2 separate regions of the Homo sapiens genome follow, and region 2 is linked to region 1. A link is a loop called in an ENCODE intact Hi-C map of the cell type or tissue named here. Cell type or tissue: PC-3. All regions are shown on one strand. Each heading gives the region's core, and the rest is flanking DNA. Links, peaks and the distances in the headings are about the cores only.

Region 1 (8,798 bases), core at 129-8,128:
CTGCAGTACACTGTCATTGCTCATTTACTGCATCATTTTGACAACATCTCATATTTACACAAGGCTTTTACATAATCTATACACAGGGACAGAAAGGTAAGGAACACAGAGAACAGGGACAAAGTTTGGACCTCCCGTATTGTCACTTCCTTTCATTTTTCCATTAAAGGGTAAGGCTGAAGGGTAGCATTTTAAGATGATTTTGTTAAAAGGCTGTGATGGTAATAATTGAACACAGCAAGATGAGCTGTGAAAAACTGCCACTGCTTGCTCACTCTTCCAAAGGATGAGTGTAATTCAGTCATAATGAAGGCTCTTTAATGTTCCTGCCCCAAATCTTTTCCGATCAGGAAAGCCTGGAATCTGTAGGCAAGAAAGATAATTGCATTAAGTCTCAAGCAATAAAAGTTCAAATACTAATAGTAATTTTTCCCTTCTTTTCCATTTCTGTATGTCAGCCTGCTGTTTCTTAAAAAAACAACTTTCTGAGGTTTTACTCAGAAAACCACAGATTAAATAATAAAAATAAATCTTACCCAAATGGAAAACATTTCCCAACAAATTGGTGATAGTGTCATCTAAATCAGAAAGAATGAAGGTAAATCTCATAATACCTACTAGACTTTTATAGAAATTATTTGTATTGTGACAGACCCTGAACGTATACTCTTGGAGTCCCAAGCAAATTATTTTCTTCTTCTATTTTATAATGTAATCTTATTCCTAGATTATATTTGTTTCCTAGATCCTTATTTTCCCTTTGTTCTGATTTTCTCCTTTTGTATTTAACAGGATAGAAGGAAATCAGTTGCTTGTGCCTATAAAGGGCTTTCCCCAACTTTTTAAAACTACTTCTGAACTTAAATTTGGAAATCACCTATCAAAATTTAAGAATCTATTTTATCAAGAAAAGAGATACCAACCTGATTACCTTCTCTTAAAAAGTATCTCTTCTCTATGACCTGTGAAAAACAAAGATTTTAAAGGCTTAGCACACATACCTGCAAAAAGTGGCTAACTGCAACGACCACTAATGGTACTAAAAGGAATATATCCAAACTAAGAATCTTTTCCATAGCAGTAGACATGTAGTACAGTCAGCTAAAAATCTGGTGTTAATGAGATCAGAATTGTGAGAGTATTTCCATAAAAGCCTGCCTCATTCCAAAACGCATTAATGATAGATCAAAAAATAAATGAATAACAAAAACTAAATAATGATAGAATGATATAAGATCCTATGCAATTCTTAGAGTATGACAGCAAATCTGACTCTAAGTTTCCTAGCAGTCAGTCCCAAAAGGTACTAAACAGCATCCATAAAATAAAAAAAGCACTTGCCTGCTACAATAGTCTTGTCTATTTCTTAAAGAGGGGACTGTTTAACATAGCAAACCACCACATCCCTATAGTAAGTGGTGACAAATTCTATATGTCCTCAATATAGACAGATGACACAACATCAAAAGCAGTCTAATGACTGTTGTAAATTGTCTACTTTTTTTTAACTAACTGCACCCTTACTTCAGTAGTTTCAGAATTACCTGCATTTGATAAGTAGAAAAAACATGTTCAAGCAGCAGATGTATCTGCACAAATCCATCACCATTATTGAAAAGAAACCCTCAAAATATATGTCCAAATGTAATAAGTTTAAGAGCACCATGTTTTCATTTTTTCCCAAAACTGCTGTAAACCCTAAAGAGCACCATGTTTCCAGATGATGAAAAACATTTTCAAGAATAATAAATTCTGTTCTGACACTTGAGAAACTGCAATGGTTACAGAGGAAGTATTATAAATGGTCTCTGATTTAGGATGGCTTGACTACGATTTTTTGACTTTATGGTGGTGTGAAAGCAACATGCATTCAGTAGAAACTGTACTTTGAGTGCCCATACAATGGGCACTTTTTTCACTTTCAGTATAGTATTCAATAAATTACATGAGCCATTCACAACTTTTTAATAAAATAGGCTTGTGTTAGATGATTCTGCCTAACTGTAGGCTAACATAAGTGTTCTGAGCATGTTTAAGGAAGGCTAGGCTAAGCTGCGATGCTTGGTAAGTTGGGTGTAATAAATGTATTTTTGACTAACAATGTTTCCAATTTACAAGGGGTTTACTGAGATATAACCCTATCGCAAGTTGAGGAATAGCTGTATTTTCTTTACATAGACCTGCTGTGATAAGAAAAGTTAATCGGATAATAATACAGATCAGCTGGAGATGAACTCTAAGACATTCAAATCTGAAATTATGCAGCTAAGAGTTCCTCTGAATGAGAACAGACCAGCTTGCTCTCTCTGGTGCCACAGCCATTCATCCAGATTCAACACCAAGACCATTCATCCAGATCCAAGACCAAGACCAGCTTGCTCTCTCTGGTGCGACAGCCATTCATCCAGATTCTTGCTGTCTTGGAGACTATAGCTGGATTATTTTTAGCCACAAGACACCAGGGCAAAGTTGCATTCACTTACCCCAGAGGTAGAAAAGTTGGTTTATCATTAGTGTACATCTTAAAACAATCCCACAAAAACCAAGAAGGAGACTGATTCCCTTTCCTCTCTATGGCAGGACAGGAAAATCTGATTATTCTGGAGCGTGAGGAATTACTACTAGTTGAAAGAGGCTGGAGAAGGAGTTAGACTTCCTTTTGGAGAAGAAATCTTTTTTTTTTGTTTGTTTCAGATGGAGTCCTGCTCTGTCACCCAGGCTGGAGTGCAGTGGTGCGATCTCGGCTCACTGCAAGCTCCACCTCCTGGGTTCACGCCATTCTCCTGCCTCAGCCTCCTGAGTAGCTGGGACTACAGGCGCCCGCCACCACACTCAGCTAATTTTTTGTATTTTTACTAGAGATGGGGTTTCACCATGCTAGCCATGATGGTCTTGATCTCCTGACCTCGTCATCTGCCCGCCTCGGCCTCCCAAAGTATTGGGATTACAGGCGTGAGGCACCGTGCCCGGCTGGAGAATAAATCTTTATGCTAAATTCTGGAAGAACTGATGTATAGAAAACTGGGTGAAATCTGGTTGTCAGCTCCTTTGGTTTCAGGCAACCACCTCAGTCTGGAGGTCTGGCCAACCTCCTAACCCACATACATTTTGTTGTGATTCAGGCAATAAAAGAGAAGTTACCTTTTTGGTTTTGGTCATAATTCTTTACCCCTGACTTGCAATGTGTACTCCTGATTTTTTAAAAAATAAAGCCTTGCCTGACAACTCGGATTATACCAATCAATAACCCAGTTTCTCTAGGATGTAATTTAGTATATCTTATTTTTTAATTTTAGAACTAATAAAATTTTAAATTTAAACAACATACTGTGGGATCTTTCCAGGTCAGGGCAGATCTATAAGATGTTGCTCATAAGGGACAGAATTTTGTATTGATGGGGCCATAGATCTAAACCAAATGGAAATTCTTATATTTTAAGTTTGAAAACAATGTGGGCAAAAAATCTGGCTCCTTGCAGTGCTGCACAACATTTTTCATGTCATGGCACACGTAGAAAATGCTAATATTTGTATAGCACACTGGAGAAAATGGAAGCGGTTGCCAATCACCCAACCCCCCCACCCTGAGGACCCTGGCTGCTCTGAGAACTGAGGGAAATCAGCATCTAGGCACATCTGTACCCTATTTCCCACATATCAGTTAAGAAGTTTTGCAGTGAAGCAAAATTTTCCTAGTGGCCTAATATTAATCGAGGAGGGTGCTGGAGCTTATCTAGTGCTGATAAAAAGGCCAAATATTAAATCCCAAATTATCTAAAGGTGGGGCTTATCCAATGCTGAACAAAAGGGCCAATTATTAAATCCCTAAATAGTTAAAAGAAAAAAATGATTGATAAAGAAGAGCTATGGGGAAGATGATTTTCTTAGGAGATGTCACTTAAAAAGAAATATAACACAGGAATTAACCTTTTTCAATAATACATGCAGAAAGACATCCTGTTTTACCTTACTATGCAATGTGAGCATTGGACAAACAACTTAAACTTGGTCAATACTATGTGCAATAAAGTTGTATGGCTTTGTGAAGGAAAGACAAAGAGTGCTCTAATTTACCAGTATGCTGAGTCATTCTACATTTTCCTTCCAGCTGAGGACAATAAAACAATGTTAGCAGAGAGTCAATAATTGGAATGCAAATATTTCTGAGAGGGAAACACTAGGAAATCAAGAAGACATTACCTTAAAAGGTAACAGTAACATTTATGTAGAGAATATTAACAGCTAGGAGAGCAAAAAGAACTCAGGGCTTTAAGCAGAATCTCCTCAGTTCAGTGCCTTTATGGGGGTGGGAGGGTGAATAAGTGAAAAAAAGAGCTAGAAAATGGGTAAGTAGAAATTCTTTTAAAGAGAGGAATTAGATATCTTTTTAAAACCCCCATTTAAATCCAGTAGCTTTTGCCCTTTACTTAGAGAACACTGGTGATGGAATAAATACGTCAGCAGGCCTTGGGCAATTATACCAACAGATAAGAGAGATCAAAACAAGGATTATTCCAGGCTGTGAAGTTTTGGACAAAAAAATAAAGGTCATAGGATTCTACAAAAAAATTTTAAACTCTCATAATATATAAATTAAGTTTAAAAATAACTTAATTGAAACCATTACCTTATCAAAAAACCTACTGAGCTTGACAGCATTGGAAGAACCTGCAGCTAAGTACCGTGGATTTGTGCAGTCCTAGAAGATAAAACATAAGATCCACAATTGAAAGTTAGGAAACCCAAGCTCGTTGCTATTCATAACTTATCCTGTTGCATATTTCTGTAGGCATAATACTATTAGGCACAATACTCTCACAAAATATTCAAATAATTTTCAAATTATGGTGCACAAAGGAGGAAAGTATTAAAGGAAAATAAGGTCACTTAATCTTTGTAATTTAAACAATTTTAGAGTATACCAAATCAGTGTATTCATCATCAAATAATTCATAGAGGAAGACAAGATTACTAATATTTTACTAATATCAAAACCAAGGTACTACTGGAGTGACCTACCTACATTTACCCCGAAAACCAGAGAGAGAGAGCCATGAAAAACAGTAAGCATTTCACTTTTAGTACTAGTTAATCACCAGTGCTCAACTAATTTAGTACTATGCAGTTCATATGAATCGGAGAAAGCAAGAAAATAAGGATTTAGAGGTGCAAAGAACAAACAGAACAATTGCCAAGGATTTCTCTTTAGATGCAAGGTACTACATCTTTTGGTAGGCCACAAAGATATATTATTTTTGGTAATAAACATCTACTACTATTGTTTGATAATAAAGATATATTACTACTCTTTGATGGAATTTTATTATAGGGAAAAAAAATGGGCCCAGAAGGGACAAAACGATCTGGAACATTAATCATTACAATAACTTTAAAACCTTAAAAGGCCTACTATCCGCTGGAATTCCAGTCTAGCTGTTTTTTTTTTTTTTTGCTTGTCACCATTGACTTGTGACCTTGAGAGATAGAGTACTTTGATTTTTACCTGAAATGTACCTAAGACCAAACTATAAGGGCTATCATGTAAGCTCCTTTGCAAGTATGAAATTTTGTCTTTTAGCTATAGACCCTCTGTGCCCCTAGAAATTACTGAAATTACTATTATTACATTTATTCTGTTTTTGCAATCTCCAGGCCCACATGATTCCTTTCTAATGAAGCCTCCTATTTTATTCATATGCAACATTTCAAGGCTCACACTTTAAATTTTAGCCAGAAATGATAATACATTCTCTAAAACCACAAAAAAGAGAGGCTACAACAAAGTTGTCAAAGATCACAGAGTACTAGAAATTAGGGGTCTTCAAAGCCAGCAAGCAATAAATCAGAATATCCATCCCAACATTTCTACTCTGTGTAACACTGGTTAGGGTACTAAACCTTTAAATTTGGGCTTACTGATTTGTGGAATGGGGATAACAATATTTTATTTCACGGGATTTTTGTGAAAAATTAAATAATCCATACCTGGACATACTGGGTAGTAAAATATTAGTCCTCCTCTCTTCAATCTAAGAAAATGCTAGCAGATTGAATTTTCAGGCACAACAAGCACTTACCACAATAAAGATAATTCCATATATGGATTATGTAGACTGAAACATCATTGCACTAACTATGGTATTTGAAATAGTGTTTGAACACATTTCTACAGCAATTGGGGCATATAAGAGACAAACCTTAGATCTGTGGTAGAAATGTTTTATAAAATAGATATTGATTAGCTAGTCATCAGAATGTCAAAAGTTTGAGACAATTCTAAATAGAGCTGAAGTACTAAATACAAAAACTAAAGCAAACAACAAGCAAACAAAAAAACACCCCCAAAACCTTAATTCTATGGTTCCATAATTTCAGGTCGACCAGCCTAGAGAAACACTATGATTTTTGGGATAAGAAATTTAGAGCTGAAAGAGCCATCTGCCATTTATCATGGCTGAGGGAAAAGCCTGAAAATTAATAGCTCCAAATAGCTTGACTGAGCTTGAGAAAGGACTATTAACTAGGGAAGATACTTCAATATGATCGCTTCAAAGTAAATACGTAACAGAGAAAAGTTTTTACAGGGTACAATAAGCCTAACAGGATTTTAGAAAATAAGTAATGGTTCACCTATTTATAATTTAAACAATTTGCATGTATTCAGGCAGTTATTTATTAACTCTGATTCCACCTTTGATGTATACATTTGTTAATTCTTACTTTTCTACAGTTTTAAGGAAATTTATACAGTAACTGATGTTAGCACTAATAATGTTACATTAGTTTTTATTTGAGGCTTTATATTTAATTGCTGAATTTCTGATTGCTATTTCTTTTTGAAACTCTTGTATTCAATTTTCCTCCTCATTTTTTCTTCCCTGCATTCTCTGACCCTCTCCTATTGTTATGTGTGCTGTGTTCTTGAAGCTGTACACTGATAAAGGCCAAAAACATGTTATATTTGAACTCTTTGGAGACTGTATGTGCTAAAGTCTCACTACCTGAGTACCTTTACATCTGACTCACAGTTAAAAGATGGCCTTGGCTTTGTAAGGCAAGTAGGAATAACACACACACACACACACACACACACACACACACACATGCACGCGATTATCAGAGAAACCCACAGGCACTAGAAACAGATACATTCTAAAATATATTAAAGTAAGCGCTGAAACAAATTAAGTGTTTTCAATGGTAAATTTCTCTTTGGAAATAATGTTCAAAGTAATCTCAGCACTTCTTCAACAAGAATATTATATATCTATATAGCAAGAATCCTTTGGAATATCATGGTTCAGTGCTGACTACCTGGGGTATGCACATCAAATATTCCATTGTGGCAGCTGAGAAAAATGAGGGGCTCTCCGCTGCAAAGCAGAATGTAAAAAACAATGGAATGGCAGGCAGAAGCTGGGGGTAGAGGTGGGGCTGAACCAAGCAGTGTTCATAAACATTGATTCATAGAATAAAGGCATCAGAAGCACCTGAGTTATTTGTTAAAACTGCAGATTCCTGGTCCTCCTGCCAGGCTTGATGAATAAAAAGCTCCAGCTGTGGGACGGTTATTCAAAATTTTCCATAGGTACTATTGGTAATATAAATACACAATCAGATTTGGGTAACTGTTGGTCTAGATGATTTCTAAGAGTTTTTTCAGCTGCCAAATTCTCAAGGTGAGTTGAAGGATTAATTAAGTGCAAAAGAGGCTTAACTGTAGAGCACAGGCTCTGAATCTGAATACCCTAATTGACCTGGGTAAACTTCCTTGGTCTTGTTACGTCTCTCCTTCTTATCTTTAAAAAGAGGATAGTAATAGTACCTGTCTTATAGAGTTGATTGTGAAGATGATGCATGTGAGATAATGTATGTAAATAACTAAAACAGTTTTCAACCCGTAAGTGCTCAATAAATGTTGCTCACTAGTACTATTACACCACCACCACTGCATTTCTGGAATGCCAGTGCACAGTTGCAGAAATCCTATTTGTGAACAACATGACCATGACTGAAATTGCTGGCCAGGATCTTTTTCTGGGATCCTAACAGGCTTACATGACAACCATTTCTTAGCTTTTTTACGCGCTCAGTTCTCATTGAGCTAGTTATCTCATCAAGGGACTCAATCCTCTATATATGCATAAGTGTACATAAATTAGTCCTTATGAAGCACTCCTAGTTTAAGGTTTGCAATTTTTTCATGTATTTGTTACGTTGCCCTTTAAGGTAAAATTTGTAGTTTAAGAAGCTAAGAGGCTTTTTAAAAGCAAGAATAATATGCTTATAGTGCCACTTTAATCAATTTATTTTAATTTTGGTGTGATTTTAAAAACCTTTCTCAAGAAAAAGCCCATGGGCCAGGTGCAGTGGCTCGCGCCTGTAATCCCAGCACTTTGGGAGGCCAAGGAGGGCAAATCCAGTCAAGAGTTCAAGACTAGCCTGGGCAACATGGCAAAACCCCATCTCTACTAAAAATATTTAAAAAATTAGCTGGACATGGTGGTACATGCCTGTAATCCCAGCTACTCAGGTGGCCTAAGCATGAGAATCGCTTGAACCCAGGAGGTAGAGGCTGCAGTGAGCTGAGAACGCGCCACTGCACTCCAGTCTGGGCGACAGAGCGAGACTCTGTTTCAAAAAAAGAAGCCTATGATTTAAATTATTCATAGAATAAAGTTGGAACATTCCAACAGACCAACATAAAAGGCTGAAGTGACTGTGCACATCTCTCAGTCTAGATATGTTGATTCCAATCTTGACTACGTTTAGACTAGAATCCAAATAGCCTGATTTCA
Region 2 (11,645 bases), core at 1,839-9,838, 130 kb before region 1:
ATCCATATAATGGAATATTATTCAGTCTTAAAAATGAATGAAGTATTGATACATTACAACATAGATAAACCTTGAAAACTTCATGCTAATTGAAAGATGCCAGTCACTGAAGAGCCATATTGTATTACTCTAATTACATGAAATGTCTAGAATAGGCAAATTCATAAAAAGCAAATAAAAAATAAAATAGGCAAATAAAAAACCAGATTAGTGATTGATTGGGGCTGGGGAAGGGAGAGATGGGACTGACTACCAATGAGCATGTTATTTCTTTTGGGGATGATGAAAATGTTCTGAAATTCGATAGTGGTGATGGTTGCACATCTCTGTGACCATAATGAAAGCCACTGAATTCTACACTTTTAAAAGGTAAATTTTAAGTATGTGAATTATATCTCAATAAAACTGTTATTAAGAAAAGATTTGGGGCTGGGCACAGTGGACCATGCCTGTCATCCCAGCTTTGGGAGATCGAGGTGGGAGGATCACTTGAGCCCAGGAGTTCCAGAACATAGTGAGACCCCATCTCTATTGAAAAAAAAAGGCCGGGTGGGGTGGCTCACTCCTGTAATCCCAGCACTTTGGGAGGCCGAGGCGGGTGGATCACGAGGTCAGGAGATAGAGACCATCCTGGCTAACATGGTGAAACCCCGTCTCTACTAAAAAATACAAAAAATTAGCCGGGCGTGGTGGCGGGCGCCTGTAATCCCAGCTACTCGGGAGGCTGAGGCAGGAGAATGGCGTGAACCCAGGAGGCAGAGCTTGCAGTGAGCCGAGATCGTGCCACTGCACTCCAGCCTGGGTGACAGAGCAAGACTCTGTCTCAAAAAACAAAAAAAAAAAAAAAAAAAAAAAGATTTGGACCAAAACAGGCATTAACAGACACTACAGAAGGAAACTCAGAGCAGGAAACAAGGTGAATATAAAGAGAACATTTGACTTCTGGGACAGCCAGCCCTACCCCCTCCCAAAAAAACACTTTGGATGAGAACAGAGTAGGTTTAGTTCAGGTTAAAGACAGAGGCAGCCAAATTCAGTGTAGGAAGCAAAGAGAATTATCTACAAAGCTGTACTGACCTTGCATCTTCTCCAGCTGACCCACCTGTAAAGAGTTTACACCTCTCTGATCATGCTGGCCTTGGTAATATGGGTGCTGGTTCACTCAAGGCAAGAAGACCACATTTGAGCTGATGTCATGGTGACAGAAGGTGCACAGGGAAATAAGGGAGAATCACACTCTTCAAACCACAGTAACAAGAAAGGCTTCCCAAGCTCTCAGGAGGTGGCAAGGAAGGTGATAATAGTTAAGTCACCAGCTCAGCTACCAGGGAACTTCACGGTTACACTTGAGTTCCAAGTATATTACCAGTGACACCCAAGAGGCCAGAAGAAGCCTGTGCTCTGTTCCTTCTGTAGTAGCCACCACAGCACCTTGCGTAGGTTGGGCCTATGAGAGCCCTTAGTAAATACTTGGAAAAGGTGGAGAAATTAAGAAATAGATGAGCACACAACTCCAAAGGGCAGGGGAAGTACCCTGAATGACCGAAGCCAGGGCCAGGTGTAGCCTTGGTCAGTGCATTGGAGAGGAACTACCCTTGAATGAGAAAGATAGGAGATGCCTGCTCTTTATCAGAGCCATCCACTCATCCATCACTGGACCTGCCTGGCTGAGTTTAAGCAGGGCCATGTCTCAGGCACACTTGCACACACCCGTCTGCTATGGCATGCTTGGTATGCCTCATTTCTCGCCTTCCTCCAATTCCTGGGCAGAAACATCCTAGAAGATGCACCAGAAGATGCACTTGTCACTATGTCCTTGTCACTATGAAGATACTCTGCCTAAGAGTAGGCCTTTTAAAATTTGTGTTTACTGATTTAAAAACCAAACAAAACAAACCTCTCTGTTCTGTAACTGCTCTTGGTGATCAGGGAGAGCAATGATACTAGGGTGTGATCACATGTTTTCCAGTCCTGTGTTTTTCTCCAAGTCTGGTCCTCTGGGTGAACGTTACGCATTTTAGGGAGCCAGGGAATAGCTCTAACTATGTCTTACAAAATTACCTTAATTATAGATTCGGCCAAGAGATGGGAACTCAGTAACAACTGGCTAAATACCAATTGTTTTAAATAAATAATATGAGTTCAGCAGTGAAAATAATTGGATTTGGGAGTTGGGCAGATCTGGGCTTAAAACCTGGTTACTTCCTTCAGTTATGCCTTTAGTAAGTGTGTATTGATCACCTACAATGTACGAGGCACTCTTTTAGGCATTGACAATAAAAGCACAAATGGGAGAGACAGTCTGTATCTTCAGAGAGCTTACAGTCCCACAGCTACACTAAATACCTGTTATCTTTAAAAGGTTACTAAACCTGCTGGGTGCTGTGGCTCACACCTGTAATCCCAGGACTTTGGGAGGCTAAAGTGAGAGCGGATCACCTAAGGTCAGGAGTTTGAGACCAGCCTGGCCAACGTGGTGAAACCCCGTCTCTACTAAAAATACAAAAATTAGCCGGGCATGGTGGTGAGCACCTGTAATCCCAGCTACTCAGGAGGCTGAGGCTGTAGAACGCTTGAGCCCAGGAGGCGGGGGTTGCAGTGAGCCAAGATCGTGCCACTGCACTCCAGTTTGGGTGACAGAGTGAGACTCCGTCTCAAAAAAGAAAAAAAAGAAAGGTTACTAAACCTTTCTGTGTTTACATCTGTAAAATGAAAACAAAAACAAAAACAAATTTGAAGGTTGTTGTAAGGATTAAATTGAATACCATAAACAAAATGCTTTGAATATTGCATTCAAATAGTATTGCTTCCCTTCTCCTTATATATACCCCCTTGGTATCGTTTTATCATTTGTTACAACGTACTACTACCTTTAATTGAACATTCCTAGCTTAAAGGGAGACCAAATGTGTCAGGGGTTTGAAATGGAAACCCCAAAGCAACTCCATTAGGGAACAGTATGTGTTGTAGTTGAGAACACGGGGGTTGACATCAGAGAGACCCCAATTAGAAACCAACCCTGTTACTTGCTGATTTGGGGCAAGTTATTAACCTCTCTGAGCCTCAGTTTCGTCCTCTGTGAAGGCTAATAACCCTATTCTCCCAGAGTTGTTGGGAGGTTTAGTGAGATGCTATAGGTAAAACACTTAGCTCATTGTCTGGTACATAATAGGTGCTTGGCAAAGATTGTTACTCTTATTTGTTTGTCTTACTTTTAGAGTATCAACTTTTAGGGCTGGCACTGGTCTTGAATAGCATTATGGCCGATTCCTCATTTTACAGATGAGGAAACTGAGTTTCAAAGCAGGTTGGCCAAATCATAAGAACTGGAATCTCTGATTCCTGCCCCAGTTTTCTTTGTCTCTACTTCATGTTCAGGGGTGGAGTTGACTAGAATATTTGTTTTAAGGAACATTAAGCTCACACATGTAGGATGTGGTAGGAAGCCTTCTTCCTTTCCCAATCCTCAGTTTCTTCTTGTACGGTGATGGAGTTGTCTAAATGATTCTACTCAAGGTTCTGAGACACAATGTCTTTCTGAAGAGTAGCTAGGAAACACAGGTAACCATGGACAACTTCATCTGCCCTTGCTAATTTCAAGCTCTTGATCTTCCAAAGATTAGGTGCAAACAGATGGAAGATTCTCACCCATGCCTTCCCCTACAAGGCAACCATGGCTGACCTTCCAGGTGGCTGCTCTTTCAATGGAAGTGATTTTCAAACTGCAGATCATAACTTATTAGTGAGTCTTGAAATAAATTTAGTGAGTCAGTATTTCAAAAATGGAAATAGAAGTGATTTTAAAATATCAAAGTACGCCACAAGTTATAATAATAAGTATTACTTTGTGAAATCTTTGTTATATATGTCATATTTGTGTGTGTGAATTTATGTACTGTGATGTCACAATTTTAAAAATATTTTTTACCATGGGCTGTAGTCCAAAAAGATTGAAAACTACTGCTTTAAGACATAATTTGTGTTGCCTGCAATTAAAAAAAAATTCTCACTTTTAAATTGCACATTATTCATTACTCAACAAATGTTTATTGAGTGCCTACCAAATGCCAGGCACTGTTCTAGGCACTAGGAATACAGCAGTGAACAAAAGAAACAAAAATTCCTGCACTCATGGAGCTTACCTTCTGGTGGGGAAAACACAAGCAATACATAGGTAAGGTACAAAATGTAGGAAACACAGGAGAAAGGCAAGAAGGAAGGATGAGAGGAATGAAGAAAGAAGGAAGGAAGGAGGGAGGGAGGGAGGAAGAAAAAAAGAAAGAAAGAAAGAGAAAGAAAAAGAAAGAAAGAGAGAGAGAGAAAGAAAGAAAGAGAAAGAAAGAAGGGAAGAAAGGAAGAAAGAAGGGAAGAAAGGAAGAAAGCAAAGGACATTCATAAACATTTAACCCAGTAAAAACACTGTTGGCATTTTGGTGTATGTCCTTACAGACTTTTCATCATATGCACATGCCATTTATCTTGCCATTTAGAGGACTTCCAGGTAATAGTCCTCACATAAATGTGCAGGATGCTGCTGACCAAAGTCCTGTCCTCTGAAGCATGAAAGGAGAGGCTCTGCTTTCCTCTCTGCCTGCTTCCCTCCTCCCGCTCCTTTCTCTTCTGTATTAATTGCACTACTAGGCCCTTGGCCTTGGACACAGAGACTTCTGCTGCATGTTAATTAGGCACAGCACCAGCTGACCCTGCTCACTGGGAAGTTCTATGTCAGAGTTCTGTTGCATACTGACCTTTAATAGCCTTAATGATTTAATCATTTTATAGATTGAAAACACTGAGGTCCAGAGACGTTGTGACTTGTCTGAGTTCTCACAAACGATAAACGGAGGCAAGAGTCTGAAATGCTTCGTGCTCCAGCGCCTGAGAGCTCTGGTTTGGCCCCTTCATCTGCCGTGCATTTCACCTTCCTTTCTTATTGTGCCAATATAGTAAAAATAATTTTTTTTCTAACACTAAGCTATTATTTTAAGTTTCTGTTTTCTAACAGGTACAAACTGGTTAGACTCGTCCTGGCTTAAGTGACCGTTAATTTAGTAAATCTCCTTGGATTTTGTGACTGTTACGCTAAAAGCCTTAAAAATAAATGTAGTAAGAAGCTGCCCTTGGGTCCAGCAGAGAAGAAGATAAAATTGGATCCTTTTCAAAGCCAGTGTTTACACTCAGATGCCTCTGGCTTTCTCATTTACTTTAATAAGCTATTTCACGAGGTAACTTTATCTTTACAGATACTTTTTTTTTTCTGAAGGAGAGATGGTTTTTAGCAGAGAGCAAGGAACTTAAAATCAAGAGGTTTGCGCTCTAGTCCCAATTCTGCTCAGTAACCCTAGACCAGTCACCTGCCCTCTGTGAGCCTAAGACTGGATGAGGGGTTTCTAAGCTGTGGTCAGTGGGGCCTCAGGATTTCCATGACGTATTTCTGGGCTACTGCTGGAGACCTACAGTGAAGGCTCAGAGGCTGCCGTCCCAGAACCACACTGCCCCCTTGTCTCCCTCCCTCCCCTACTCAGAGCAGCTCTCCTTTTATTTGTTTTAAAGGGGAGAGTCTGCATAAGATTTTATTTAAAAGAAAAGTTCTGCTGTTGTTAGTATATAAAAATCACCAGAACAGTTAGATGATCTGAAAGATCTTTTCCAGCTCTAACATTCTGGGGTGTCTGAGTTTAAAGATCGGCTCTTGCTTTACTTTTTTAGCTACCTCTTTGCTCCACGGACATGCAAACCAATCATCTCTAAATTATAAATATTCTCTCTGCTGCCCCCAGCTGACTGCTAGCTATGTATTATGCTGGCTGTAAAGATCCTGGAAATGAGCTTGTCTGCTACTCCTGCCCTAATAGTGTTGTGACCAGCAGGGAAGAACATTTGTAGCAGTACTTATTTGCTGATCAGGGATTTTATTTTTTTTTTAAGCTTGCATTTGCTTTAACCGCTTAGGAAAAACAGTTCCAGAACTATCCCCAGCCCTGACCAGCACAGCAGCATCCTCATTCGTATGCTGCTGCTTTGTCTGGCAAAAGGCATTCTACCATGCCATTCCTAACCGCTCCCCACTGTGGTAAGCAGCTATTCGGATTGGATCCCACATCCTCTCTTGGATATTTTGTTTTTCAGGCTGTCTGTCTTACTGCATGCTCCCAAAGTTTCCTCTGAAAGCTAGTGATCTTTGGCTGCCACTGCAGTCCGGCCAGGCCTGAGCCAGGCTGTGCCTGCCCAGCCCTACCTAGAGCACCACAGACCTTTCTGGTGCTGATTTATTTCACACGCACTGTGCCTGCTTTGCCCAGAGTAGAGCAAGACCAATTTTTCCTTTACAAATACATGATTTAAACTTTCATCAAAAATTAACTGGTGCTAAAAGCAGACAAAGACAAATCAGCATTTTCTACTCACTACATGTCAGTAAGGTTCAAGAATTTGCTGCTAGATGTGTAAATCAGGATATAGGATGGGAGAAGCAAACACTGATCACACTCTGAGTGTTCCTTACCTCCCTTCATCCTTATAATAACCCTCCTAGGTAGATATTCTCATCTCCATTTGTTAGAGGAAGAAACAGGCTGGGGGAGGTAGAATAACTTGTGTAGACACACAGTTAGGAAGTGGCAGATGCAGGAATTGAACTTGTTCTATCTGGCACCAAATGCCTTGTTCTTTCCACGACACCATGCTGCCTTCTTGATGAGCATGCTGACTCATTTGGGAAGTTATGTAAGCTTGCAAATCACATTGAGATTCCCAGATAATGTGACTGCATAAAGAAGAACAAGGTGCTGCCACGAGTGGCTTTGGTGCAGTGACAGAAACACAGGGGAGAGGCTCTGCACTGTCGAGAAGGGGTCAGCAAAGCTGTTGAGAGGAGATGGGCTGCACCAGTGGGCCCCAAACCACAGGCAATCATTTATCTCTTCCCTTCCCAACCTGTTCTGCAAATAAACAGATTTTAATTATAAATATATGAATAAAGCTATCTATCCATTTAATTCACGTTACTGAAAATCCAGTCCAAGCTTTGACCACCTGCAGAAGGTATGCCAAAGGTGCCCAGGGTCAGATGGCTTGGCACCACTCCAGTCACCTGCATCAGGTGAAATAAGCAAGGTAGGTCTTTAGCATCATCCACATATGCTTTTATTGACTAGAGGAGTGTCATAATCAGATTTGCACCTCGGGAAGTTATCCCAGGCCTCTGTCGGGAAAGGGAGAAGGGAGGCAATGCAGCGGTGCTGTCAGTGCCCCGCCCACGTCCAATTAGTATGCACCCCACACCCCCAAGGCCTGTGACCCTCTGTGCTCTGGCTTGGCAGCATGCATAGCCCATACACAGTGCAGGAGTGCAGGCCAGATGTGCTGGGGGGTTGATGTCCCTGAGATCAGCCCTCAAACAATGAGGAACAGGAGAGTTGATGGGTAAACACCCCAGCTTCCTTGCCTGTTGGTTGGGATAACTCTTAAGTCGTATTCTACTCTGTGTCTCAGAGTTTCTCAGTGAGGTGGAGCTCCAGTGGAGTTTCTCAGTGGCATGGAGCTCGGCAGTGCTTAGTAACACATCCTTTATTGGCTTCTTTCACTTCCCTGTCCTGCTCCCTGAATCAGCTCCCAGGGATTCCTGAGATCACCTCTCAAATGAACTATTTATAGTAGAATCCATGTTTCAGGTTTCGTTTCCAGAGGAAGCCAGATAAAGACCATTCAGAAGCCGGTGTGGTGGCTCATTCCTGTAATCCCAGCACTTTAGAAGGCTGAGGTGGGTGGATCACTTGAGGCCACGAGTTGAAAACCAGCCCGGCCAACATGATAAAAGCCTCATTTAAAAAAGAAAAAAAAACACCATTCAGTACTTTGTGCCGAGATGGATAATGTGCACTAGACAAAGGGAACAGAAGTAGGAATGGAGAAGAGGGGGTTGCTATGAGAAATATTCACTCTGAGATTTAGAACTTCAAAATAAGAAACTCCTACATTTAATAGCAGTAATTAAAAAAAAACTAACCCCTAATTTTAAAAATAGGCTAAGGACTGGAATAGACATTTCTCCAAAGAAGACATACAAATAGCCAGCAGGTATAAGAAAATGTTCAACATCACCAATCATCAGAAAAACGCAAATCAAAACCGTAATGAGATACCACCTCACACCTGCTAGGATGGTTGTTATATATATAAAGATAACAAGTGGTGGTGAGGATGTGGAGGAAATTGGAACCCTCATATGCTGTTGGTAGGAATGCAAAATGGTGCAGCCACTATGGAAAACAGTGTGAAGTTCCTAAGAAAATTAAAAATAGAACTACCATATGATCCAGCAATCCCACTTCTGGATATTTATCCAAAAGAATTGAAATTAGGATCCCAAAATGATATTAGTATACCCATGTTCACTGCAGCACTATTCACAATAGCCAAGATGTGAAAACAACTTAAATGTCCATCAACAGATTAATGGATAAAAAGAAAATGTGGTACATACATACAACGGAATATTATTCAGCCTTAAAAAGGAAATTTGGCAATGTGTAACAATACAGATGAACCTTAAGGACATTACACTAAGTGAAATAAGCCAGTCACTGAAAGGCAAATATTGCATGACTCCACTTATATGAAATATCTAAGATGAAGTATCTATGATTCAAATTAATAGAATCATAGAATGGTGGTAGCCAGGGCTGGGAAGAAGAGGAAATGGGGAATCACTAACAATGAGCATTGTGTCTCAGTCAAGCAAAATAAATAAGCTCTGGGGAGCTGTTGTACAACCTTGTACCTATAGTCAACAATAATGTATTGTACACTTAATATTTTGTTAAGAAGGTAGATCTCGTGTTAAATGTTATCACGATTTTAAAAAACTGGTTAAATGGAGGGGTAAGAGAGAAAGGAGGGAGAGAAAAGACTCTACAAGAATTCTGAGTCTCTGGCTTAAGCTCCTGGGTGGATACTGATGCCTTACACTGAACTAGAGAATACATTTCAGGGGTAAGAAAGTAAATCCAATTTTGGATATGTAGGAGAAAGTGACATCTGGCTCTGTGATGTCATTTGCAAAAATGAAAGTGCCCCCTTTGCCAAAAGCATCTTCCCAAACCTCTTACCATAGGGCTTGAAATTCTCTATTACTCACTTATTTGGCTTGCTTTTTCCAGAACACTATTTTTAAAATGCTCCTGAGATTATTGATACTTTTGTTACGTGTGATAATAGCATTGTGGTTATGTAGAAAAAAACCTCCTTAACTGTTAGAAATACATGCCAAAGTATTTAATGGATAATATAAAACACTGTGAGGGACTGCTTTCAAATAATCCAGCAAAAAGAAAAATGAAGGGTATATCTAGGGGGATGGATAAAACAACATGGAAAAATATTTAAAATGATAAAAGCTGGAGAATGAATACAGTGGGTCCATTATACCATTTCCTCTACTTTTGTGTGTGGGAAGTTTCCATAACAAAAAAAAAAAGAAGTTACCCTGGTATTTTTAAGATGCTCTTGGCAGGATATCTTATCCAATTGTCTTTAACACCTGTGAAAGAACAACCACAAAAGTGTGTTTTGAAACTTTGGTTGGATTTCATATATTTAGAATATTTAGAAGAAAAGGAGGCTGGTTCTTTCAAAAAATAGACTTGTGAGGAGCTGGATTTTAAAAGAGAGAAGAAACCAAGATTCAGATGTAGAATTTCATATGTTTTTGCCAACCATGTGATTCCTTCCACCATTTTCCAGAGCATAAGAAGGCATCTCATGACCCTCCATCATGCCTTACCACGATGGTCCCACATCAGGGCCTTTGTGTGCATGCTGTCATTTTATCTCCAAAACGCTCTCTAGGCACCCATTTCAAAGATGAAGGAACTCAGGCTGGAGAGGTCAGGTTTTCTGCCTATAGACCATAGAGTAATCAATTCCAGGGGCATTGGGAGAAGGGCCCAGGTTTGACGTTCCATGTATCTGACTCCAAAGTCTGGTATATTCCACAGCCTTCAGTCTAGTTTGCTGTGGTTGACCTTAGGTCACCTTGCCATTCCAAGAAGTGGTCATTCACAAACTGGCTTCAGCAGAATTGACTTTCTGGGAATCAGCCTGCTTCTGCTGAGGACAAGCTTAAACCAACAAAAATCAACAGCATGCCTCCTTGGGCAGGGACAATAGGGTGATAGAGTTCATAGACTAAGTGAGAACTGTCAGGAAAGCATTGTGTCCGTTTCCTCCAAAGCCTTGAGGCATTGGCAGGGTTTGACAGGAAGGGTGGAGGTGGGCACAACACCTAGAAGAGCAACTGGGTGAAAAGCAAAGATAAATGGAACTGTAAAAAAGCATATAATTCCATAAGCAAACATAAAATGCTTTAAAAAGTGGTGTTTCCTTATCTAAGTACTTACTGATGCTTTTTAGAAAACCAATCTTAAGGCTGGGGCCGGCGGCTCATGCCTGTAATCCCAGCGCTTTGGGAGGTCAAGGCGGGTGGATCACCTGAGGTGAGGAGTTCAAGACAAGCCTGACCAACATGGCAAAACCCCGTCTCTACTAAAAATATAAAAATTAGACGGGTGTGGTGACGGGTGCCTGTAATCCCAGCTACTTGGGAGGCTGAGGCAGGAGAGTCACTTGAACCCAGGAGGCAGAGGTTGCAGTGACCCAAGATTGCACCACTGGACTCCAGCCTGGGTGACAGAGGGAGATGCTGTCTCAAAAAAAAAAAAAAAACCAACCTTAAAGTCAAGCAAAGGAGATAACTAAGTAAATTATAATTATTTCCTACTGTTGGAGTATTACATGTCCATAGTTTATGGATGTTATTATCCATAATAAAGATTATGGAAAACTGTTTATTTAAAAAATTTAACTGAAAAAGCAGAATATAGAATACATATAGGATAAGGGCAGTCAAGATGGCCGAATAGGAACAGCTCCGGTCCATAGCTCCCAGCATGAGCGACGCAGAAGACGGGTGATTTCTGCATTTCCATCTGAGGTACCGTGTTCATCTCACAAGGGAGTGCCAGACAGTGGGCGCGGGACAGTGGGTGCAGCACACCGTGCACAAGCCGAAGCAGGGTGAGGCATTGCCTCACTTGGGAAGCACAAGGGGTCAGGGAGTTCCCTTTCCTAGTCAAAGAAAGGGGTGACAGACGGCACCTGGAAAATCGGGTCACTCCCACCCGAATACTGTGCTTTTCCAACGGGCTTAAAAAACGGCACACCAGGAGATTATATCCCGCACATGGCTCGGAGGGTCCTACGCCCACAGAGTCTCACTGATTGCTGGCACAGCAGTCTGAGATCAAACTGCAAGGTGGCAGCGAGGCTGGGGAAGGGGCGGCCGCCATTGCCCAGGCTTGCTTAGGTAAACAAAGCAGCCGGGAAGCTCCAACTGGGTGGAGCCCACCACAGCTCAAGGAGGCCTGCCTGCCTCTGTAGGCTCCACCTCTGGGGGCAGGGCACAGACAAACAAAAAGACAGCAGTAACCTCCTCAGACTTAAATGTCCCTGTCTGACAGCTTTGAAGAAAGCAGTGGTTCTCCCAGCACACAGCTGGAGATCTGAGAATGGGCAGACTGCCTCCTCAAGTGGGTCCCTGACCCCTGACCCCCGAGCAGTGTAACTGGGAGGGACCCCCCAGTAGG

Evidence for each region. Hi-C counts contacts between places; a loop is a spot of excess contacts. Peaks named below come from ENCODE experiments on the same cell type or tissue, not always from the same donor. Only the 100,000 strongest peaks of a DNase experiment are listed, where the experiment ranks them.
Region 2: a loop joins it to region 1, with 3.0 times the contacts of the local background. A loop is called at or near these places in 3 of 110 quality-filtered maps.

Annotation. Positions count from the first base shown.
Region 1 is chr3:120,689,526-120,698,323 of GRCh38, forward strand. It overlaps RABL3 (RAB, member of RAS oncogene family like 3), which reads right to left. Exons shown (of 8, transcript NM_173825.5): 6 at 4,628-4,699; 7 at 924-962; 8 at 1-363. The coding sequence ends at 298. Among named protein-coding and RNA genes, the nearest start is that of HGD, 12 kb to the left of the region's middle. In PC-3, for the core only: no CTCF peak of the experiment used is centred there; a DNase peak (open chromatin) is centred at 4,076; H3K27ac peaks cover 936 bases.
Region 2 is chr3:120,562,119-120,573,763 of GRCh38, forward strand. No RefSeq gene overlaps it. Among named protein-coding and RNA genes, the nearest start is that of NDUFB4, 28 kb to the right of the region's middle. RefSeq lists a silencer at 2,525-2,728 and a cis regulatory region at 10,000-10,220. In PC-3, for the core only: CTCF peaks have their summits at 5,774 (motif pointing left) and 5,978; a DNase peak (open chromatin) is centred at 5,773; H3K4me3 peaks cover 836 bases.